Regions from separate parts of the Mus musculus genome. Here all the other regions are linked to region 1. Evidence: chromatin loops called from intact Hi-C (ENCODE). Cell type or tissue: left cerebral cortex. All regions are shown on one strand. Region 1 holds the start of Mir7655 (microRNA 7655). Region 2 has its middle 170 kb from the start of Mir6419. Region 3 overlaps Mllt10 (myeloid/lymphoid or mixed-lineage leukemia; translocated to, 10).

Region 1 (8,000 bases):
TTCAGAATATGAAGGAAAAGATGCACTTTTTCTCTTTCTTAGCCTGTTAGAGTCTGTTTTTACCAAATGACTTAGAACTATGTACATTTGAATATCCACCTTTTCATGTAAAAGTCTACAACTGTATTTGCAAAAGCCTCTTAGAATCAATTATAATTAATATTATTTTTAGATGCATGTAACTTTTGGAAAGAGAGATGATTCTCAAATTTAAATCTAGTTATCTAAATCTAAAATATTTTCAAAGACCAAAACCAAAGCTTCTTCTCTAAGAGTTTGCATTACTTAACTTTGAGTTTGGCTTCAGAGCTGTTTCTTTTACTATAAAATAAATATTAACAAAAAATGTAATACCCTTACATTTTTACATTTTGGGAGATAAAGCGCCAAATAATTTCCAATAGGGAGAATTTCTGTCTAGGATGCCTTTAGAGCTTGTGGATGTTACATAACCCTTAGACATGCAGAGCTGTGTTTTTTCCTGTGATGCAACAACACTTAAAACTGGCTTTAAAGGGAGTCATCAATATAATGTAGAGTCCATTTTCCATTTTTTACTGACATTGAACATTTGCATCTCTGTTATAATTAAAGTGATTAAAGTGACATTCTGCTGTCAGTTTTTAGGACACAATAAGATTATGTAAGTGACGATTTTCAACATGATAAGAGGAAAATCAGTTTTGGAAATGGAAGAGTCCTTAAAGAAATGAGACATATCTGCAACTGAAAAAAAAGAGAAAAGAAAAGAAAGAGAAGAAAAGAACAAATTAAGCTTAATTGCTAAATAGTATTTGGACCAAAGAAGGTCACTTTTTAAGATTTAAATGTTTTCCTCTATGAAAGGGGCCACTCCTTCCCAAATCCAGAAACAAGCCCAAGAATATAATTAAGTGCATTGTGTCCCAGAAAGAATGAGTTTGACAAATTCATTTTTATTCCTTCAATTAATAAACTGTTTGTCTAGCCACCTAAGATTTTTAAAATCAATAATGTGTATATTTGGCATTGTACAGTAGTAGTGCCAAGGACCAACATGACCCCATAGTGGACTCTTAGGAAGCCTAACATTCCTGGTGAATTAAACCCACAAGCCTCAGATCTTTTTGTCAGTCTTACTTTACTGTGCAATTGAGAGCCAGAATGTAGGGAATTTTTATGTGGTGGCACTTTAGCACAATTAAAAAAGCAGTCATCTTTGGCCTAAGCAGAGAAGGGAAATATGACATAATATTAAAGAAAGGTTTTACAAAGACTGGCCAGGAATGCTGCTTGTCCCTCTCTGTCCCCACCCCACTCTTCTTTCCTGACCATTTGCTGGTTTTCTCACACGTATATTCTGAGTTAATTTTTTCCCTTTAAAGGAGACAAAAACACCTAAGCGTGTAAAAGACAGACATAAAGAAGATTCATCTTCTGCTATCAACTCCCAAACAGATAAACCTGCAAAGCTATTCTAAATAGTCAAAGGCTTATCAATAAAAAATGTAAACTGAAGAGGGGTGAAGTGTGAAACACTCAACAGACTGAAACTACTTCATCTTCTACCTCAATCTTCTCCTCTTCCATAGTTATACTTTAAATAGTTATACTTCTCATAATTATACTTTAAATGACTTCTCTGACATAAAATTTCTCCCCGAGCCTTAAAATGAGTGTTTTCCATGAGGAACTGCAGCTTTAGAGAGAAGACCTGTAAAATCAAAGTGTTCAGACGCAAACTACTTTTCAAAAGCAAAATCACACCGTCCACTACCCTTAACTGACTCTTACGGGGTCTTTTCAACATGCTGTTTACCCATCAGCTGTTAACTTCTTTTTCTAATTCAAAACTCTTGCCAAATGATGTCTTCATGATGACGTGTAAATATAATATTCCATCAGAGATCAATTCTAATTGTTTTTTTAAAATCCACCTTGGGAAACAGTGCTGCATAATACACAGATTCATAATTAGTGTTTTAGAGGAATTTCCCGCAAAGTCTATTATAAATCCTAAATCCAAATTACTTTTTCCTAGTGTGCTTTGGGCCACAGGCTGGAATTATTGCTTCACGAGCCTCATGCACGATGTCTTTGGTCTTGTCTACATGACCAGAATCACTTGTTGGAAATCTTTATTTTTAAAAAACTGACGTTTGCCAAAAATACTTTTCTCACATGCTTCACAAAGAAAAACAGTTTCTTAGGATGGGTTGCAAATTTATTTTACTTCCAAACCGTGGTTTACAGTAATAATGGATGTTTTTCCCTTTTGAAATTCCCTGTTATTCTGGAAATGCGTGTCACCTTACCAGGCCCCTTTTTGTTAGGACCCTTCCTTTTAAAATCAGACTTCTTGTACACAACAAAGAGCTGAGTAGTAACAAATACGGACAGAAAAACGTGATTTTCCGAACTCCTTCGAACCCTAACATTCATTTGCGAATCTATACATTATAGATGTTTTAAATATATAATCTGCTCTAATTCCGGTACGGAGCGGGGGAGGAACATTTGTCGTTTATCTAGTGGTGATTTTTAAAACGTATCAATGTGGCTTTCCCTTCTAACGTGAGCAGCAGGCTCCATTCAGCAGTACGTTGTGAAGACGCCTTTCTACGAGGTCAGCGGCAGGGAACCCCCTCCTTGCAGGCCCACGGAGCGTCATAAACCCGGCAGGGCGAGTCTTTAGGAGCTCCGTGGGCCGCAGGCGGAAGTGGAGGAGTCGCAGATCCACACACACACACACCTCCCCAGGCAAAAACACGCCACACGCTTCGGCTACGGCGCGGAACAATGGGAGCACCCAGGAGCCTCGGCCCCAGGGATTTCTCGCTTGCCGCCCAGCTCCGGCCTCCCGACCGCCGCCACCTCCTTGGCCCGGCCCTTTCCCGCCTGCTACATGTGGCGCTTCATTTGGTGATCCCAGCTTTAACAGTTGCCTCCCTCCTATGTTATAAACGTATTTTTTCCTATCTCTCCCTTGGTCTCCAGAAGTGGTCTTCACGTCTCTTTGCCAGCGTTAGGCTGAGTTGCTGTCTCCTTCCGGGGGGAAAAAAAGACTTCCCCCAGAAATCCAAATCTAGAAGGAAATACAGCACCACCTTTGTTTAACTATAACTACACTGTGCCGTGTTAGAAATAAAATCCGAAGCGCGTCGCTCGTCCTAACCAGCGAACAACCAACTCCTATTTCCTCCTCTCAATTCAGTTGTTTTAAACTCTCCAACGAATGCCTTCGGTGGAGAAGATGTGCCCAGGCCGACGCAGAAAGCAGGGTTTTTATCTTAAGCCTCCTGGGGCTGGGGAGAAAGTAGCAGGACGGGGAGCTTCCAGGGCACAAAGCAGCCCGACTGGAAGGGGAGGCGAGCGGGCGGCCGGGCGGCGGCGCAGGCCCTCGGGCCGGCGGCCGCGAGTCGGGCCGCCAGAGGCGAAGGACTTAAATAGCGAGGGCTGAAGGGGGCGGCGGGCCCGCGCGTGACGATACTTTCCGAGGAAGGCTGGGGCTGCCGAGGAGTTTGCAGGTCGGCCTCACCCTCGTCCCCCCACCCCCAGAGGGAAAAAAAAGTTGAAGGGAGGCGGGGAGAGGAGCCACCCCGTTTCCTCCCCCGGATTCTGCGGAAGGGTTGGGGCGGCGCGGCCAAGGAGAGGGCGCGGGACGAGCGGGCCAATGGCAGTCAACAGGTCCAGGCCTAGGCTGGGCCGCGGGCCCGGCCTCCCGCCGCCCCGGGCCCTCCCCGCCCCCGCGGCCCCGCAGCGCCCAGCACCCCGCCCGGCCGGCCTGGCCGGCCGCAGTCTCCGCAGCCCGGGCCCGCGTGGGGGCGGGGCGGGGCGGGGCGGGGCGGGGGTTCCCCGGCGGAGAATCCTCCCGCGGGGCTCGGCGCAGGGGGAGGGGCTGGCGGCGCAGGGGGAGGGGCCGCGAGCCGGGCTTGGAGGAGCAGGAAGGGCTCCGGCTCCACAAGAGCGCGGCCCGCGCGGGGCATCCTGGGTAAAAAGTGGCCGCGCCGCACCGGGAGAGCCGAGAGGAGCCGAGGTCAGAGGTCAGGGCCCTGGAGTCCGGCGCGCAGGCCCCCCACCACCACCACCACCACGGGAACGCAGCGAGCGGGAGGAACCTTTTTGTTTTCCACCGCGCCAGCGTGCTCCCCTATTGACTGGGCTGCTGGAGACGAGCTGAGTTGCGACTCTGCTCAGCCTACCCCACCCCCTCCGCCGCCAACAGGCAGCCCAACTCTCCCCTTCCCCTCAACTCATCCCAGCCCCCCGCATGGGGCTGGCAAGAACGCAGTAAATTTGCTTTAACAACAAGTGGGGGTGGTTGCATTTACTCCTCCCTCTCGTCCCCCTCCCCCTCGCCGCGGCTCTTGACACTACTACAAACCAGGACTATAAACATAAACATGTGTCACTGTAACAGGGCAGGTAATATACGCATTTCGAGGTGGGGTGGGGGGCTTGGTCGCCTCTTGGGGGATGGTTAAAAAAAAGTTTCACGTGCTCGACGTCTTTGCTGCCCCCCCCCCCAACGCGGATCCATTTATATAGAATGAAGAGAGCGCTCAGTCACTTAGTCACACAAATCCACAAAAGCAGACTTGCCAATAAACAGAGTACCCCCAAAGCAAATATATTTAAATACCATCCCTCTCCTTCCTCGGCCACCGCTGCCATTTCTTCTATTAGCAAGCAGTAGCATAATAATCAAATCCTCTTTTAAAATACTCATTTTAGGATAGCGATAGAGATCAACTTTAGACCTAAATCGAACACCACTCTCTTCCCATGGAACAGTACCTACTACACGGTCTGTGCGCAGAGACTTCTTTAAACAACAAGAAAGGTTGGTTTAAAAATGAGTTCGAGACCTTGTATGCAAAGGTTATTTCCTGGGCTGGGTCTTCATGCTTTTTCCAACTTCTGCAAGTTGCCGAGCCAGGCGCACTGCAGATTCGTCACCACAGCCTTTATTATTTAGCCTATTTACATTGCATCTCAACTTTGCTCTCATTCTTAGTTCAACAACCCCAGCAATCTACCAGTTAAGAAACAGTAAAGTGAATCCCATTGCAAGCTTTTCCCTTGAAATCCAGAGAGAAACAAAATGTTCAGATGGGGGAAGTGGTTCCCTTTGTTCTTTCATTGTTTCTCTAGGAACTGGTGGATACAAGGACAAACACTTACCTTCTCTTCTTTTTCCTCCAAAAACCAGACGCTCCCATCAGCCTTAAAATACACAATCCACCTTGAAAGTAACTAGGAACGTCGGGAGAGCTTATATTCCATTCTTTTTTCGCTCTCTGCCCTCTTTTAGCGTAGGATTAGGTTGCGGAGCACGTTGCTGCATGCTGTAGCCCCCGCCTTAGTGAATCGGTCACGTTTAGGACCTTCTAAGTCCACCTAATTCTGCCAGTAGAATTGAGGGTATTGGATCTCTAAACTTTCAAAAGGGAAGGGGCCTGCAACTCTCCAGAAAACTTAGAAATACCCTGAAGGGGGTTTTTTTGGTTTTTTTTTTTTTTGTTGTTGTTGTTGTTGTTTTAACATTTGATTTTTGTACCACCTCACCAAATAGTTTGCTTTGAAATAAAAACAAAATCTTTCTTCAAGGAAAGTATATTATATTGTTGTTCGGCTTCTGCTCAGCAAATCATTACTTAGTCCAAGTAAAGGGCAGATTTGTATAGGCATTTGACGGAATGAGTGCATTTTCCATAATATGTCCTTTGCCACGTGTTTTTAAAAACAAACAAAACACAACCACAGAGAAAAGGAGACAGAAGTTTGAATCGAAATGTTGTAGAACAACTTTAGCCAAAGCATTTATGTGGAAATTACTAGTATGGAATTGTTGTCTGGATTTGAAAACTAAGGTTTCCTAAGTTAGCAGACTTTATTTTTACTCTATAATCACAAAATTAAAAGCCAAATTTTCTTACTGGTGTTTCGTGATCATGCTGATGGGGATGAGCGTTCCTGACCACGTTTAAATCTGATCATGATGTGATTTGCTGATGTCATGAATATGAAATGATACACATCCATAAAAATCAAACTTGTGATTTTTTTTTTTTTTTAGTCTCCCTCTTTTTTTGGGTGTTCCCAGTAGCTGAAAGTGGAAGACAGTGATTGGCTCCAGGGTTCCAAGGAGGAGGATTTGGGCTGAAGCCAAGGGAACGGAACCAGAGGAGTCCCTTTCCAGGGACCATCCCACTGCTTCTGTGTCATCTCCCTCTTACTCTGGGTGCTCAGGATTTTACTGTATCTTCAGCAGACCCTAGCTAGGCCTCAACACTCAGTATAATCACTTGTTTCTCCAAATTTGGCCTCCGTGTAAAATAAACAAAAAACTTGGGTAATCCCACTAAATGTTGGTTCCTGTGATCTGTGTATTATTTGATAGGAGAAGATGAACTCTGCATTCTGTGAGTTTGTCCCCTGTGTTCAGGATCACTTGTGAAAGGTCCATGTGTCTCATAGGAAAATATTGCAACAAAATAAGATAATTGGGGGGAAAGGCAGTTGCAGTAGGAAAAGTGGCTTTTCTCTGATAGCATTTAATTGGAATTAAAAGATTCTTAAGCTGAAGCATTCTTTATTTATTCAGCACACATAAGCAGGCATTGTTTTATCACTACCATAATTATGGTGTCCTTTAAACTGGCTGATAGCAGGAAAGATAAGGGAATGTGGCTGCAGATTCAAATCAAGTCTTACTCCTCCCCCACCTTTCTTCCCTCCTCTTGTGTACCCCCCCCATTCTTTCCTTGGTCACTAGGGTCCCCACAGCCCTTGAGATGAGAAAAGCAGGAAGACTGTGGCCTGGCCATTTCTTACATCATGGAAGTGATTTGTACCACACTCCAATTTAATGCAATCTGTAACCTTCTCTCCTGTGCTTACAAATGTTTAGCTTGCAATATTCAGTATTCATATCTGAAGAGTTGCCTAGTGCTCACCTGCATAAAATCTCATCCACTAAGGTCCCCAGCTTTACCTTTGTCTCATTTAGAAAGCACACTCTTAGGGCTTCTTCAGAACAAAGCCTCACAAAACCCCTTTACCTCCAAGGATTTGCAAATTTATAAAGGCTGCATTGAATTCTAGATGGGTCAGGGGGCAAAAAAAGGGTAGAAGGTCACTGCATTCTGATTATGGGTCAATAGACAACATGGCATATACTCTGTGTCCCAAAGTTCTGTTAAAGACAGGATTTTTTTTAAACGTCTAAGAACAGAAGGATGGACCTATTGGAAGACTTGCCCTGATATATTTGAATGAGATTTTTTAAAAAAGAAGAAAAAGGAGTTTAAAGAAAATATGCTAAGTTATAGTTTATTCCTCATTTTAGCTAATTATTCTTCTCCTCTTACCATTTTCACCTCCAAAAAAGGAGAGAAGACAGTATGTCAGAAAAGTTTAGCTAAAGAGCTGTTTAGTCTGTTTTGTCCTAACTCTTCAACCTATTCAGCCATATGAGACTATTATTTTAAACTTATATTATTATTATCATTATTATTAGACTTTAGTTAACAGTTTAAGAGATGTCTCTTATTCTTCTAACCACTGTGCCTACATTGTTGGGCCCTTTGTGATATTCCTCCCTCTTTTCTGTCTGAATTCACTTTGAACAAAATGTACCCAGCAATCACTAAAACAAATGTATATGGTGAAGAGTTAGCCGGTGGTGGTCGTGGTGTGTGTGATCCTCATTTAAATTATGTATGTATGGGGGAGAGCCTGGATGAAAAAGGATTATTTTAATGCCCTTCAATACTTTAATTATATAACAGTTGTAGTGTAGAAATGCAAAAGTACTCTTAGGTTTTCCTTTAGATTTTCAAAAGAACTTTCCCCATTAGTAAACTTGCTGTTGCATTTCCCAGCTAACCCTTTAAAAGACTGTGAATGCCTTGTGCATTACTTCGCTCCAGAGGAAAGAGGTCAGACTGAATTGCTATGGTATTTAAACATAAAATACAGTGAAAATAAATCAAAATAGAGCATCGGAAGGTGGATTT
Region 2 (8,000 bases), 330 kb after region 1:
GCCAAAAGGAAGGTCAAAGTTCACACAGTTAGATGTTTTAGTTTTCTGTTATTGCTGTTATAACACAATTAATCAAAACATCCTGCTATAGTTCAGAGGTAAGGTGTTTGTCTCACATGCACAAAGCCATAGGTTCAATTCCAGCTCCACTTAAACCAAACCAAACCAAACTGAACCAAACCAAACCAAAACCAACCAAACAAAACCTAATGATGAAAAATAACACAGACATGTCATCCCACAGTTCTGAATACCAGAAAATCTGAAATCAAGATGGCGGCAGGGTTGTATTCCTTTGGAAGGCTCTAGGAGAAAATGTGTTTCCTTGACTTTTCCAGTGTCTCCTAGAGGATGTCTCCATTCCTCAGTTCCCTCTAGTCTCCATGGTTTTCAAGGCAAGCATCGGAGCATCTTCAAATCTCCTTAGTCTTCAGCTTCTATTGTCATGTCTTCTCTGATTGTGAGATTCCTGTCTTCCTTTTTTGAGGAATGACACCGAGTCTACCTGGATATTCTAGTTGGTCCTTCCGGTCCTTCCATGTTACCATCCTTCATTACGTCAGTATATTCTTTTTCATTCTCTGTGTTATTCATCTTTCTGGTTACAAAATACTTGAGATACTCATTTTAAAAACAGGACAGTTCTATTTTGGCTTATTGATTTTCAAATTTCAGTCCATAGGTGCATGGGTTAATTACTTTGGAATAATGTGTATGAGCAGCACACCCCAGTGGGAAGAAATGCAGATCATCTACCCAAAGGACCCACTTCTCATTAGACTCTACCTCTTCCAGGTTCTACTTCTCAATAGTGACATAGGCTGGGGACAAAGCTTTTAGGATACAGGGCCTTGGTGGTGGTGGATTCTATGTGAAAAGTATAATTGTATCATGTAAAGTGATGTATTCATGGGAGGAGGTTTCAGAAGGGAACCTTCAGTTTTGTGAGGAGATATTATTTTGCCTGACTCAAATGGCCTTGTCTTGTTCTTTATTTTTAGGGTCTCTAACCCAGAAGGGCAGGAACAAGAGGTTGACATTCATCCTAACTTTCTGTCTTCTCCTTCCAAAGGGGCAAAGGTTTCCGGGGGGACTCACTTCACCACTGAGGCACAGTATTCATAGATGCCTTGGGGTGTAGGAACTTGGGACTTATTTTGGTGAGTCTTGTCATTCAGCAAGAGATTTTTTTTTTTCATTAGCTGAAGTTTGCTGCTATGTCATGGCATGTTGGTGCAGGACACTGACATGCCAGTAAAAAGAGAATAATATATAAAACAGGAATTAGGGTTATCGTTTTTGGGCTCCTCACATTAGGTGTTCTGTTCTTGGGAGTAGGACAATCCACCACAGTTATGTCTAAGCCACTGCTTGTCAAAGCTTTGGTAATATTAATTACTTTTTAAATTTTTTGAATTTTATGTTCAATTTATATAGTTTAAATAATCATTTTCTATAACACATTTTCTATAAATAGACTCTAAGGGAAAAATGAGCAGATCTGAGAATTTTATCTAAAGAAATAATCTGACTTCTAAGTACAGAACCTTTTTTTAAATATAAAGATGACTAATAATGGTACATTATTATTGCTATTATTACTACTGTATTATTATTATTATTATTATTATTATTATTATTTTACCTCTGTGGCCATGCCAGCTGAAAGAACTAAATGTGTTTGTACTGGGATATAGTCCCACAAGGCAGAATTTCTTGACTGGTCAAGTAAAAAAGACATGAGGACAGAGGTCTTTTTGGTGGAATAATTAAATCATTTTATCTGCTTGAAGGAACAAGGCTGGGCCAGAGGACAGGTTCCAGCCAAAGCACCAAGACCTTGATTTTGGAAATAAATATGTCCTTTTAGAGACAGATGGTATTAGAGTTCTCTTAATATGGTATCAAGAAACTTAGAAACTGGCTTGATACAGAAAACAAAGAATCGGAGGAACAGAATTGGCCAGGAAACAGTGCCAGGAGTCATTGTTTCCCCTTCGAAGAGTAACACTCCACAGTTAATTTCAGTTTTAAGGTGTGCGCTTGTTTCATGCATGCGTTCAGTCAACAGTTAATTACTACTTGCTGTGTGTCAATCACTGTGATGGGTGGCTGATTTGTAAGAAAATATACAATTTATAGGGAAACCAACTATCACTTTACACATGAATTCTGTGCTTAGCAGTTAAGTAAGAGTAAAGTATTTAGACTACATTTTATGACTACACTTCCAAAAATTGTAAATGATTAAAAGGAAGTGGTAAAGATTGCCTCCCTCAGGAGATTTCACACATACCGCTTTTTGCCAATAGTCACCTTTGATGTGATTTTAAGGATTCATGCTTCTCTCAGATAGCAAATTATCCTTTTATTTGCTTTGAAGGTGGAGTTGTGGACATAGAGGTGAGTGGTTCAGAGCCACTGGATTTGGTGACTATGTTTGAAGAAGTTACCTCTTTGAAAAGCCAAACAGCCCAGCATTATTCTGTGCCTTCATGGCACAGCCTGCCTGAGAGGCCTGGCAACGAACAGTTGTCTCCGGAAGAACTGCAGCTATGGTTTTTCTTGAACTGACAGAAATGTTTGTCACAGAAGTTGCTAAGTGGCATGACTTAATCCTCTTGCTAGAAAAGGAATGTGTTTGTTACAACCAATTTATGATAATCCTAGCCGATTTGATTAGCTTACAGAGAGGCCAGGGAGGTTGAAGCGCTTACTTACCGCAGACTCACTTAACCCTCCCTCCAGAAGGGTCAGAGCTGTTTCGTAACTCCGTTGTCAGCCCCATTCTGAAGATGAAAAGATTGAGTAAAAGAGAGGCTAAGCATTGGCAGAAGGTCACAAAACCAGTAAGTGGCAGGGTGGCAGGGTCAGGCACAAAATACAGTTAACATGGTTCCATTTGTTTGCCTTTCATAAACGAAACCAATAACCCCGATGTTATTATTAAAACGGAGAACCTTGCTGGTTTGTCCCAGTCCATCCTACCCTTTGCTTGATTTTCTGGCTCTTCTGGTTTGGATGATGGGTTTGTAATTGCTTCTCCTGGTGCAAGAGAACTTTTCGCAGATCTTTGTGGTACTTAATTGCAAAAGAATATTCTGAATACACCCACTTAAAGCGAACACCGACTGTATTAACCAAGAGAGATTTGATTCTGGCCTGCAATGACCAGTAGCTCTCCAGCGATGGGTATAAAAAGTGCGGCGACTAGGGGGCACCAAGAAAGCTTCCTTATCCAGGAATTCAGGCAGGCACGCTACTCATTTTCTCTGCCGGGTAGTGGTGGAAGCTAGGTGGCCCAAAGGGGTGTATGGGGGACTTGAGTCTATCGGTTTCTGTGAACCTCCCAGTTCCAGGTCAAGCGTCTTTTGTTCAAGGCACAGAAAGGCTCTTCGCAATCTTGACCAGTGTGCTGTGCGCTACCATGCAGAGCTGGACCCTTGAGACGTAGGAGGAGCTTAGGCACATCCTTGGCCGACCTCTGGGTGTCAGGGACATCACCCTGGAGTGAGAGGAGGGGAGAGAGGAAGGGGCCTGGAAGTGTGCGGGTTTGAGCTTTTCCCGAGCTCCCGTCACCCCAGTTCTGACCTCCTCCGCCTGGCTCCCTTTGTCGCTGACGCCCACCTGGGAGCCCCGGACTGCTGTGGCCGTGGGTGTCGGCTCCCCAGGCCTCATGGGTGGCTGCGTGTGGAGTTCTCCGGGTCCCTAGTCTTCCCTCCCCCCCGCGCCGTCCTCTGTCCCTTGGTGCCAGACAGGCTGGTTTTCTGCCCTTTGGGTAGGCGCGCGCTGGTGGGTTTGGCCTGCGCGGCGACGGCGGCGGCGGCGGCGGCGGCGGGGGAGCGAGTGAGCGAGCGCAAGGGGCGGGCGCGAGTGCTTGTGAGTCACCGGTACCTGGAGCGCTAGCGACGCAGAGCCAGCGGCGCACAGCCCAAGCCGGAGCCTAGTGCCAGCGTCGCCGAGCGCGGCCTGCCCCCTTGCACCTCTCCAGGCCAGTTTGACAGCGCCTGAAGCCCTTCTCCCTGCCCCGAGGTGGCGCGGGGCTCTTCGGGGGATGTCACAGCGGCTCCTCGGAGCCCCTAGTTCCCGCTGCAGCAACAGCCACCGCCCGCGGGAACCGCGACAATGAATCCCCAGTGCGCCCGCTGCGGAAAAGTGGTGTATCCCACAGAGAAAGTCAACTGTCTAGATAAGGTGAGCAAGGGGGCGCCTGGCCAGCCCGGACCTGTCGGGCTCCCGCTGCACCTGTTCCAAGAAGTTTTGGCACCTGGGTTGGAAAGATGAGTGGGTTGGTATGTTTCGTGGGTCTTGTCACAGGGAGAGGATGCTCGAAGGAAGATCCCAGCCGTTGTGTCTGAGATCTCCACGATTAGATGATAAGGGTTTTGGAACTGGGAAATGTTTTTTTCCTGGGTGTAGGGTGCGCGACATCCACACAGCTTCCTTGAAGGACGCATGGCAGCCCAGGCACCGAGGAGCCAGGATGGGAACCTAATAGCTAGGCTGAGCCACCCAGGGACCAGGCTGAGAACACAGGAGCTAGGCTGAGCACCCAGCAGCAGCCGGCTGAGTCACCCAGAAGCCAGGCTGGGAACGGGGTGTGTGTGTGTGTGTGTGTGGGGTGCAGTTTGACAAGCCGCGCCCCCTCCCCCGTCCAGTCTGTCCCTCCCTCCCCACTGCACGGACCTTGCTTGACACCTTCACCCAGTCCCCAGAAGTTCTGGAAACAGAGGCTTCAGGAAAAGGAGCATAGCAATTAATATGTTGAAGGGTGGCCGCTGCCGCAGTGCTAAGAATAAAACCTCTAGGAGAGACCCAGTCCGGTGTAGCTAGCTGACCCACCGGCGGGCTCAGGGTACCCTGTTCCACCAGGGTAAATTCCAGAGGAAGTGGCTTTAGCTGGGTCGCTGCATCTTTGCCCTTCCTGGGTGTGGATAGAGTTGAACAGCCTGGGAGACAGAGCCACAGTGATCCCGGGTGACTGACAATTGAAACCAGCCGTAGGCGGTCTCAGTGAAATTTGCGTTTGGTTTTACAAATGCCACTGTAGAGTAAGCCTTCATCCCAGACAGGGACGACATTCAGCAATTTAGAGGAAGCTGTGGGGATGAGGACTAGGGTACTTAAATAGTTCACCCCTGCTACTGGAGTTGTCTGACTTCCGGTGGACACACGTGTGTGTAAATCCTACAAACAACATTTGGAAAGAGAACTCTTTATTTAAAGCCACACCACCAGCTCCATTTTTCCATTAACTGAGCTCAAGGTTCCTTTTTGGCTGTGATATTCATAGATCCTTGACATTTCTTCCATTGTGAGTCTATAGTGGCGGGATTAATTTAAAACTCAACTTTAATAGCCATCTGATTTCTTTACTGAATCAAAAATAGATAAACTAGTGCTACTACCTACAGTCATTCCTGGTAGTATTATCAAATGGACTGTCTTCTCTGCCCGGTCTGTCCAGAACTGGTATTGCAATGAAATATTAAGTATTTGTTTTTGTTTTTCTTTCCTTCTCAGTATTGGCATAAAGGATGTTTCCACTGCGAGGTCTGCAAGATGGCTCTCAACATGAACAACTACAAAGGCTATGAAAAGAAGCCCTATTGCAATGCGTAAGTCCTGCCAGTATGGTACCAGGCGTGGCCCAGCATGAGTGCTTAAGTTCATAGACATGCCTCTTCTAAAGAACTGACTCACTGTGCCACCCAGGCATGCAGGTGGCCAATTACCTGTTTATGCCACAGACTCCATGGTCATTTACTACGTTGAAGATCACTGTATTTCTGTCTTGCCAATGTGTAGGGTAATTCGTGTGACTTCTCCACCAGGTTAGCTTTTGAGGCTCACAGCATTGCAGACTTAGGGACAATTATTAGAAGCTGCAGAATTTACCCACTGAAAATGTGTGGGCTCTGACATGCATGTCAGATAGATTTCCATTTTAATCACATGCCAATTTCCGCTGAAATCATAGGATGTTGCTATCTTGCAATTTTATATCTGAACCTTGTTGCTAGGAGCCTCATTTGCTTGGTCTTCACCGAGACCATCATCCCGGGCATCCTGGGGTTTATACAGGGTGTGATAAGAATCATGATTCTACCCGGTTAGTATTGGATCTGTAGTCACAGGTCTTCTGTAGTAGACAGCGTACTTCCAGGGAAATGAAGCACCCGTGCCTCTTTGATGGGCTTCCTGGAGGGCACGTTCTAGGCAATAATAGCTAGCTTTGACAAATAGCATTTACCATGAGTCAGGTCATGTTAAGAGTACTTTATGTATGTGGAATTACTTAATCTTTACCAATTCCTGCAAATAATGAGGGTCAGTTTTATTACCCCCTACCATAACAGATGTGAAACCAAAGCTTGGGGGAGCTAAGCTTCAGGGTAGGACTTAGATCACTTCCAGAGGCTGTGAGTGGCTCCACACTGGGCTGAACTTTCAAGGCCTCTGTTATTACCTTGGGGTCTGTGTTTCTTCATTCCCCTGAGCGTTCCTTGGGTCACACAATGGTCATTTAGTCCTGATTGTTGATCTTTCTCTTCCCAGTTCCCCTGTGGTCATGACCAGGCCTAGAGGTGACCCAGAGACCTCTAGACAGACACTAACCTTTTAGCTGGCATATTGGGCCAGCTTCCTCCTCCCCAGCATGTCAGAAGCAGCTGCACAGGCCTCTGGGAGACTGAGGGCCTGTCTGTGTTCATCCTGTACAGAGAGTATATCATAGTCAGCAGGTGCTTGATAGACAATGTGCTCAGACCTCTGGTGCAGAACTTTAAAAATATCTGGGGGCTGGGAAGGTGGCTTGGTGGAAAAGAGCGCTTGTGTCATAAGCATCAGTGCCTGTAACCTCAGCATTGTGGGGAGTAGAGACTGGGGGACCAATGGAACATGCTGGCCATTAACCTAGGCAGGTTCCATGAGAGACTGTGTGTCAAGGGAAGAAGATGGGGACTGAAAAGTAGTACCTCCTCTAGTCTCTTTGTGCATGCTCATAAGTTTCTCTCAGATTCCTGCAGCTACACACATACAGCATGGTAGAGAATTACAGCTTTTTTTTCTCTTGAGTTTCTTTTGGGTCTAGTCTAGTGTTCCCAGGTATACAGCAGCTTTCCTGGAACTTAGAATTCTGAGGACTGAAGAGAATTCAGGGTTTCTGTGGATAACTATAGCACACAGATATTCCTCAAATCTGTTCTCAACGTTCCCAGACCATATATACCTTAATTAAAAAAAAAAAAAACAAAGCAAAAATGAGACTTTCTTTGGTCTTCTGCTTCCTTAAAAAGGATAAACAATTGGTTCTAGATCAAAGGCAGGTGCAGCAAGAAGAGAAGGGACTGACAACTCATAAACAAGATAATTATTCTTTAGGTAAAGGAAAGTAGCTTGTGGTCTAACGGCCCCAGCTTTATGGGCCATTCAGTATCAGGAAGGATCCTGAACAGCTCTGGCACCTGGAGCTTCACTCAGTGCATAACAAGGTCTTCTGGGTTCCCCAGATGGCCTTAGAGGGAAAGCAAAAGAGGAAAAAAGGAGGAGAGAAAACTACAATTGCAACAGAGATGGAGATATTGAATGAGAAAGGAAGGAAAAGAAAAGGAAAAAGAAAAAAGAAGAAAGGAAAGTGGGAGTTAGGTGGTTTACGTGGTGTGTGACTTGTCCACAGTTTTGAGGACCTGAGTTCTCTCCCCAGAAACTATGGGGGAAGAAAGGCATGGTGGTCTGCCCTTGTAATTTTAGCACGGGGGAAGAGGAGTCATGTGGGTCCCAGGGCTAGCTGGCTCGCTTGTTTAGCGTACTTGATGAACTCCAGGCTAATAAGAGGACCCCCCCCCCCCCAAACAAACCACATAGACAACTGTTGAGGAATGATACCTGTGGTTGGCCTCTGGCCTTCACATGCGTGCTCACGTACCCACACGCACATGAACACACACATGAACACACACATGAACACACACACATGAACACACACACACACACACACA
Region 3 (8,000 bases), 150 kb before region 1:
GGCATATATATATATCTGTCCACAAACTCATGACCCTCCAGCTTTAGCCACCGAGCAGCTGAGCTTATGTGCTGTTGCCCCCCCCCCCCCAAGAAGCTGGTTACTCTCATTCTTTATTGTGGATCTTCCACTAAAAATTAATCTATTTTTAATGTGGAAAATATCCATGAGCAGAAAGCACAATAAAGTGTGTCAAATGTCTATATAAGCATAGACTCCTTCGTAGGGAAAGCGGGCAAGATGCACGGTAACAGCTCCCACACTTAGGAAGCAGGCACACAGGAGAGGACAAACAGAAAGCACTCGGCAGTTAGCCCACATTCGGAACCAGTGTTCATTACTAAATGAAAACTAATGTTTCTGAAGGTTAAAACGAGAGAAAAATCTCAAAGCAATGAATATGGTAATACCAGTACTCAGATTTGCAGGCGTCCCTCTGGCCCTTGGATTCTTTCCCCTCCTGGCACCAGGTCTCCTTGTCTGCACTGCAGGACTTCCTAAAACAGGAGCCCCTGTGCAGGTTGCTCACGTGTTGACCTTTGCCCCTCAAGGATGAGATACTATGACTTACAAATTATAAGGTCAAAAAATTTAAATTTTACATTTTATTAAAATTGTGACTGTAATTAAGTTTTGGGAACATTTCTATTGTGTGTATGTGTGCAGGTGCCTACAGAAAAACAAAGTGAGCCGGGCATCCTGGAGCTGGAGTGACAGGTGCTGAGAGCAGCGGGGCTTTGGATGCTGTTGGTGTGGACATCTCTGCAGCACAGCAACTGATTTTCTCAAGGAATCTGGAATAATGTTAGGAATTCTGCCCTAATTTTGTGTATTTTACCATATCAAAAATGTGACTCCATTTTAAAAGCAGAAAAAAAAAAACCAATCTGTTTGAATGGGCTAATTTCATATATCTTGCTAACATTTTAGAAAATGCTGTATTACAAACGGCCTTATAACCTTATATGATATACTTAAGAGAGGCGTAAATTAAGTTAGCTTAGACACTCAGTTTGCAATATCCAGCTGCTAAAACAACTGGCCCTAAGAAGAAAAGGTCGGGGGAATAACATGGAAAAAGACAAGACCATCCAACTTGGCTCACCCTGCTTCCAAGATGCAGCACAAAACATACTTACTGTGACCTTCTGGCTCGTGCTGTCCCCGTGGATGGTGAGGAAGGGGTTGGTGGTAGCTGTGTGGAGTGGAGGCGCCTGAGCACCTGCAAGGAGATTGTTGATGGGGATCTGCGTGGGTCCCGGGAGCTGCAGCTGCTGGAGCTCAGGCGGGTGGTGCTGCTGCTGCATCAGCTGGTATAGGAAGGCCTGATGCTGTTCCTTCAGAAAAAGTGGGATGAAAGATGAGCTTCAGCCAGAGTCAGCAAAGCCTGCCTTCTCCATCTCTCTCCTACAGTGTTATTTAAAGCACAGTCACTGCTAAGAGAACAAGAGCTGAGTGTGGTGGCACAGGCCTTGAATCCCAGCATTTGATTGACTGGCAAGCAGATGCAGATCGATCTCTCTCTCTCTCTCTCTCTCTCTCTCTCTCTCTCTCTCTCTCTCTCTCAACAGTTTGGTCTCCATAGTGTCATGCTAGCCAAGACTATGGTGAAGTCTGTTTAAAAACAAACAGGATAAAGACCAGCATCCAGGAAAGCAACTGCATAGGTAGTAACCCAGCACCACTTGGGAATTGACCATTTTTAATTGATTTGGTTGATTTTTGTTTTTCAGGACAGGGTTTCTCTGTGTAGCCTTGGCTGTCCTGGAATTCAAAGATCCATCTGCCTTCTGCAACCAAAGTGCTGGGATGAAAGGTGTGTGCTGCTGCTGTCATCCAGCTGAGTTGCCCATTTTTAAAACACAGTAGAGGCAAATACAGAAGTGTCTTCAAATGAGGCTGTCCGTGAAGAACACACAACAGAAACAGCAGCAGTTGGATGCTGTGCTGCTTGGCTTTGTTAACACACAAGCAGGTTATCTGAAGAGGGACCCTCAATTGAGAAAATACTTCAATCAGATTGGCCTATACGCACTGTCTTGACTAATGAATGATGCAGGAGAATCTAGGCCATTGTAGACAGCACATGGTTCCGAGATGGCTAAGAAACAGCAACTTCTAAGACCCACATTCACAAAGGAGGAGCCCGGGATAGCCACAACACCAGACACTGACAAAAGTAAAACCTTGTCAAACAAAGGACTTACGGGTGTGAGCTGCTGGGAGTTTAACAGCTGCTGGAACTGCTGCTGCTGGATAAACATCTGTCTCTGCTGGTCCGACAGCAGCCCTAGTCCCGAGGCACTGAAAAACCATCACAGCCTTACTTTCTACTGTAACCTCCTCAGGGGGATGTCAAAGGCAGCTTCTTCATTGGGGTGTTAACAAATTCATTTGAACTACAGGGCTTCATTATGTACAAATTATTCTTTCTCCTTATATACGTAAACTCGACCATCAAGTAACAGAAACTTAGTCAGGAATTTAGTTTAAAAAGATACAAACGTATGTGTTTGTAATAACAGTATTCATCTGTTCCTTACTGCATCAAAATCTCTGATAGAGAAATATCAAAATTGTGCTGTTCAAATGTGAGGAGCCAGTATCATGTGACCGCCACAAAAATGCCTTTTCAAAATTTAGTATACATGTATGTAATAAGGAAAAGTAACATTTTAAGTTTGATATCCCAGATCAGGACCGACATTTTCAACAAAATATATTTAATATGATACTGAAATCTATTTTTAATTGAATTACATCAATTTAAAAAACAAGCAATCCATGAGTAGCTAGCACTTAATTTTTTTAGAGAACATCTACAAAATACATTAAAAAATCCTAACCCAAAACAAAGACAACACTAATAACATGTTGCATGAAGAAAACCAAATAATAATAACAACGGCAACCACAACAACGTACTGAAGCAAGCCTCTTACCTGTTGGTCAGTGCGGCGGCCGGCATTGGATGCGCTGCATTAGGTGGTACACTGGTGTGGGTGAGAGGGGCAGGGTTCTGGGAGATTGTGACTGGAGTCTGAATCACACCATTTAAAGCTCCCACAATGCCGTTAATTGCCAGTTGGTTACCTGGCAGAGCTCCAATTATTCCACCCACTGCGGACACAGCTGGGATGGTGGATGTGACGGTCTGCATCCCACTAGCTAGTGCCCCCACTGTCACGCCATTCACCTGCTGAACCCCACTGACTCCAGAGCTCTGCTGAGCAGGACTCTGGCCAGCAGGAGGGGGAGTAGAAAGAGCAGAAGAACTGCTGGTGCTTTGTCCACTGGAGGTCAAGTCCTAGTGTAATAAGAATGAAACTGAAGTTGCAAAGAGCACAGCAAGACTGTTTAGCATTATTTTAAATCATTCAATGTAAGGTGCAATGTTTGCAAGTAAAACACACAAATGAACATTTAACCACTCTCAAAAAAGTTTACCTGATTTAATACAGGAAGAGAATTGTCAGGTAAAAAGCTGTTTCCTATATGTGGGCTCTTACTGCTGTTCAGGGAATCAGGAGGAGGAGCTAGAAACAGGGGAAGAGAACAAACACAGGCCCTATTAATTATAGTATGTGTATTAAAGGCTAATTAAAAGTAGATGCTGAAGCCCACAATCCTGTTATCCCTAACACTTATTTAACTGGGGGGTGGGGGAAGAGGGAGAAGGTGTCTTTGTGTTGAATGTTGTAGCTTTATTTCAAAAATGAAATCTTACATTTAAATAAATTTTACCACTAAACTATCCTCTGAAGTGAAAACAAATTCAAGGGAATTACTAGGGCTGTCTGTCTCTGTCCCTCACAACTAACTTACCATCTTCATCATGTAACTGGTAACCATTAGAGTCCATCCCACTTCCCTTAGAAACAGTGCTGTGGTACTCACCAGTCTGTGCTGTGTATGTGTGCATCTGATGGGACGGACTGGGGTTTGTCGTTATGGCTGGGAAAGGCACTGAAAGCTGTGCATTCAACAACTGAAGACGTTCTTTCTTGGCAGTCAAATTTTTGATCTGTTCTTCTAATCTTCGATTTTCAACTTGAAGTTGATGTAATGACTTTAACATTCCTAGAACTGGAAAATATTTCTGTGACTTTTTTTTTTTAAAGCAAAGACATCTCCATTCCCATGACTATTTTATGGTCATAGCATCAATTGCCTCAGACTTAACTATGTAGGAATTTTGTAGGCTAATACTAACATGACTAGGGTTTATTCCTAGATCTGAATGTTGATACAAGCATCATGTTAAGGAACACTATATCCAGCTGTACCACATGGAAGCTTTGATCCGAGCAAGTGCTCGCCAGTGCACGTATGTGGGGGTGTGTGTGTGTGTCAAACAATAACCTACCTCAGTCATGTTCAAGTAGTTTCTATCCTCAAAGAAAAATGATGGCATTTTATTTTCCTCAAAATAAAACTTAGTTAAAATTTCAAAGTACTTGTCATGATTTTATATAAGAAAAAATAATGACAAAACTAAAAGTTACAATAGGAAAATTAACACCAATATGTTTTACCTCCAATAAGGACACGTTTTCTTAGTTACTGTTTAAATATGCAGGAGCTGGGAGATGCTGTCTATGGAAAAGCAAGCATGCATTTGGCATGCACAAGGGCCTGGGCAGACTCTTCAGGACCCAAAACAGCAGCAGCAGCCACCGCCGCAGCCACAGCCACAGCCACCATTACCACCAAGCCTGCTGCCACACAACTGGCAGAAAGCTGTTCAGCCTGTCTCTTCCAAGGCTCCCCAGCAGGGAGCGCTGTATCTGCACCCCTGCTATTTCTTGCTTGAGGAAGAGAGGCCTCCTCATCTGTTAACAAGCTTATGGCCCTGCCTGATCACCTAAGATACTGTGTTAATTCTTCCAAGGCTTGGACTTTCAACTGCCAATCAAGAACATTGCTGTTAGGCCATGGTGATGGACATTTGAAAAATTCCAGGTATTAAAAAGATGTATTTGCTTAACATGATCTCAGGGCCGTCCAAAGACCCTCTAGCATTACCAGACTTAAATTTTATCCCCCTTATGGTGCCCAGATGAGACAATAAGACAGCTAGCCTGTCCTCTACCTATCCTGTTTAAAAGGTTATGCTCACATCCATTTCCTCACATTTCAACAGTTTTCAGTAGGGGCACTGTCCATAAAACATTAATTCAAGGCACTTCACTCACTAGTAATTTTTTTTAAGTCTAGTTTTTAAAATAAAATAAAAATAAAGCACTGAAAGTTACAAACCAAAATGATAAACCCACCTACTCTTCCCCCTCAGCTGCTCCAACTGTGTTTTTGTTTTTGCTTTCCACATCCCGCACCATTGGTATTAATACTAAATATGTACATACAAGATATAACGTATAACTTCATAAGTATGATTAACATTCTGATTAAATATAAAATTTACTAATTACTATTCCTTTTGCAAGAACAGGGTCTAAATAAGTAGCCCTGGCTCTTCTGGGATTCTCTATGTAGACCAGGCTGGCCTCAAACTCACAAAGATCAGCCTGCCTCTGCCTCCCAAGTGCTGGGATTAAAGATGTGTGCCACCTGCTTCTACCTGTTAAGTGGCAGAATTAGAAACAGGTATCACTTGTCTGCCTAATTACTATTCCTTCAAATTCTAAAATCTGAAACCTAACTATAGCTGTCTAGATACATTTAAAAAAAAAAGAGGAGGAGGAAGAAGAAGGAAAAGAAGATGATGATGATGATCTCTGGGTACAGGAATCTTTGTTTAAATCCTGAGCTGAGAGGAGAGACTGTATGTTCTCACAAGGTGTCAAGAGCAAAGTCTAGTAGGACAGAGGGACAGCAGCAGCTGTTTATTTCAACCAGTGACAGATAACACAAAGCACAGAAGGCAAGCTTTTTCAATTTTCATGTCATTTATCTTCAACCCTAGGAAAAAGGGACAGCCTTTCTATCAAGTTCACAAGACACTAAAGAACTTAAACAAAAACTTGCCGGAGATATTCTTAAAGATGAATAAAGACTAATTTGGAGTTAAAAATATAAAGTTAGCTCTGACAAACCATGTGACATACCTTCTCAAATTACATATAGTGCCTGACATAATGTCATTATTTGGGTAAACAGTTTTTCTGTATTTATGTATTTGTTTGTATTTTGGGGGGCCCAGTTTCTCTGTGCAGAACCAGCTGTCCTGGAACTTGATTTGTAGATCAGTCTGATCTTGAACTCAGAGATCCACCGGCCTCTGCCTCCTGAGTGCTGGGACTAAAGGCGTGCGCCACCACTGCCCACTTCCAAGTATCCATATTTTAGACACAAGAAAATGAATACTTACTGTCACCAGGAGTCCCCTGCTCTAGTAAAAACTGCTGTCCTTCACTCCACTGCCTCTCCAAGAGCTGTTCAATACTTGCTGCTACTGGAGGCACAGTTTCCAAACTGCTATTGCTCGGTTGATCATAGCGAAGCTGTAAGTTGCTCACAGGGGATCTGTCAAAAACATTTAATCTCAAATTAAAAGGAAAGGAATGTGTCTAAGAACCTGCACAACAATCTCCTACGCTGTGCTGAGAGACCATTCTGCAGTATACATTTTCTAGCACCAAATGGCCTATGGCAGAGGTCTCAATAAGATCATAATTGAGTCATTGTCATTCTTCCTCATTAAATTATAAAGTAAAATAGTTGAACATAGTAAATAATTAAAAAACACTAGAAAATAAATGACCAGTGTTCTTTGAAGTAGGCTGTGAACAAACAGAATGGCTTTCTTTATAAGACATAGAGAAACCAGACATTAGAAGAGCTATAAAATAGACAGAGCCTGGAAAGGAGAGAGGGGCTGAAAAGCTGACCCAGGGGTTGAGAGTACTCGCTGCTCTTGCACAAGGCCCAGGTCTAGTGCCCAAAACCCACATGACAGCTCACAACTCTGTCTGTAGCGCTAATTCCTGGGGATGTAATGCCCTCTTCTGGCTTCCTCAGGCACTACGTCTTCAGATGATGCACATACATGATGTACATGCAGGGAAAGTACATATACACATTAAAATAAAATTCTCTAACTGTCTTAATGTACATGTTATCAGACTAACACTACAAATGTAACACTGTGGAGGACATTTGAATCTTAAAGTCCAATAAAAAGAAAAATTAGGCTGGGCGTGGTGGCGCATGCCTTTAATCCCAGCACTCGGAAGGCAGAGGCAGGCGGATTGATGAGTTCGAGGCCAGCCTGGTCTACAAAGTGAGTTCCAGGACAGGCAAGGATACACAGAGAAACCCTGTCTCGAAAAACAAAAACATTAATGATTTTTAACGAAAAATGAAAATACATTTTACTTCTATCATTTCAATGTGATTTATCTGTATAGAATGTAGGTGATACAAGCATGTTTAAATGTCATAGATTAGTTCTTCAAACAAATCTTAACCCTTCTAAAACAGATGAAAATGAACGTGTTCTATTCTTATGTTCAGTTTTACTTTTCCAATGTCTCTGGTCTCTGGTCTCCTTTCTCCCTCAATGCAACAGTGAAATGCATTAGTACCCTAACTATTTTATACAATGACCTCCACTTACAAATGAGGAGGAGGAGGAGGAGGAGGAGGAGGTGCCACACAAGGACCAGGAAATTCTCAAAGTTTGCTTAGTCAATTAAGAAAGACCAAGTCTTGTACATAGAGCTCAAGTTGGAAAACAACAGTCTTCTAGCAATGAACTAGAGGTCTGGTCCTGGCAAAAAGCTTGTTATGTATCCATTTCTTAAAGACTTCAAGCAGTAAGGCATTCTACATGCAAGCATCGTAAGCTAGCCACCACATTCCAAATACATGATGTCAGGGTTAGTTGGGCCATTCCACTTTGGGCTGATTTTTAAAGAGTAATGTAATGCTTCAATGCACACTAAAAATAATTTAGTAGCATTGTATTATGGTCTGCTTAAAATAAAAAGTTTTACTAAGCAAAATTGCACCAAGGGCTTCTGAATCCATTTTGGATA

What was found. A loop is a pair of places that touch in the nucleus more often than their neighbours do. Peaks named below come from ENCODE experiments on the same cell type or tissue, not always from the same donor. Only the 100,000 strongest peaks of a DNase experiment are listed, where the experiment ranks them.
Region 2: a loop joins it to region 1, with 2.9 times the contacts of the local background. A loop is called at or near these places in 2 of 42 quality-filtered maps.
Region 3: it touches region 1 in a loop (2.8-fold over the local background); 6 of 42 quality-filtered maps call a loop at or near these places.

Annotation. Positions count from the first base shown.
Region 1 is chr2:18,052,535-18,060,534 of GRCm38, reverse strand. Mir7655 (microRNA 7655) reads right to left here and starts at 2,689; the gene lies at 2,632-2,689. It also overlaps a transcript of Mllt10 not described here. In left cerebral cortex, CTCF peaks have their summits at 3,303 and 3,502; DNase peaks (open chromatin) are centred at 3,560, 3,919, 4,783, 6,165 and 1 more place; H3K4me3 peaks cover 2,829 bases; H3K27ac peaks cover 3,200 bases.
Region 2 is chr2:17,726,987-17,734,986 of GRCm38, reverse strand. It overlaps a transcript of Nebl not described here. Among named protein-coding and RNA genes, the nearest start is that of Mir6419, 170 kb to the right of the region's middle. In left cerebral cortex, CTCF peaks have their summits at 3,242 (motif pointing right) and 4,510; DNase peaks (open chromatin) are centred at 3,882, 4,136, 4,501, 4,951 and 1 more place; H3K4me3 peaks cover 2,434 bases; H3K27ac peaks cover 2,070 bases.
Region 3 is chr2:18,202,087-18,210,086 of GRCm38, reverse strand. It overlaps Mllt10 (myeloid/lymphoid or mixed-lineage leukemia; translocated to, 10), which reads right to left. Exons shown (of 23, transcript NM_001252560.1): 17 at 6,332-6,486; 18 at 3,898-4,086; 19 at 3,448-3,536; 20 at 2,943-3,307; 21 at 2,208-2,304; 22 at 1,140-1,337. It also overlaps a transcript of Dnajc1 not described here. Among named protein-coding and RNA genes, the nearest start is that of Gm39761, 9.5 kb to the right of the region's middle. In left cerebral cortex, CTCF peaks have their summits at 3,209, 4,763 (motif pointing right) and 6,975 (motif pointing left); DNase peaks (open chromatin) are centred at 1,331, 1,922, 3,096, 4,771 and 1 more place; H3K27ac peaks cover 3,555 bases.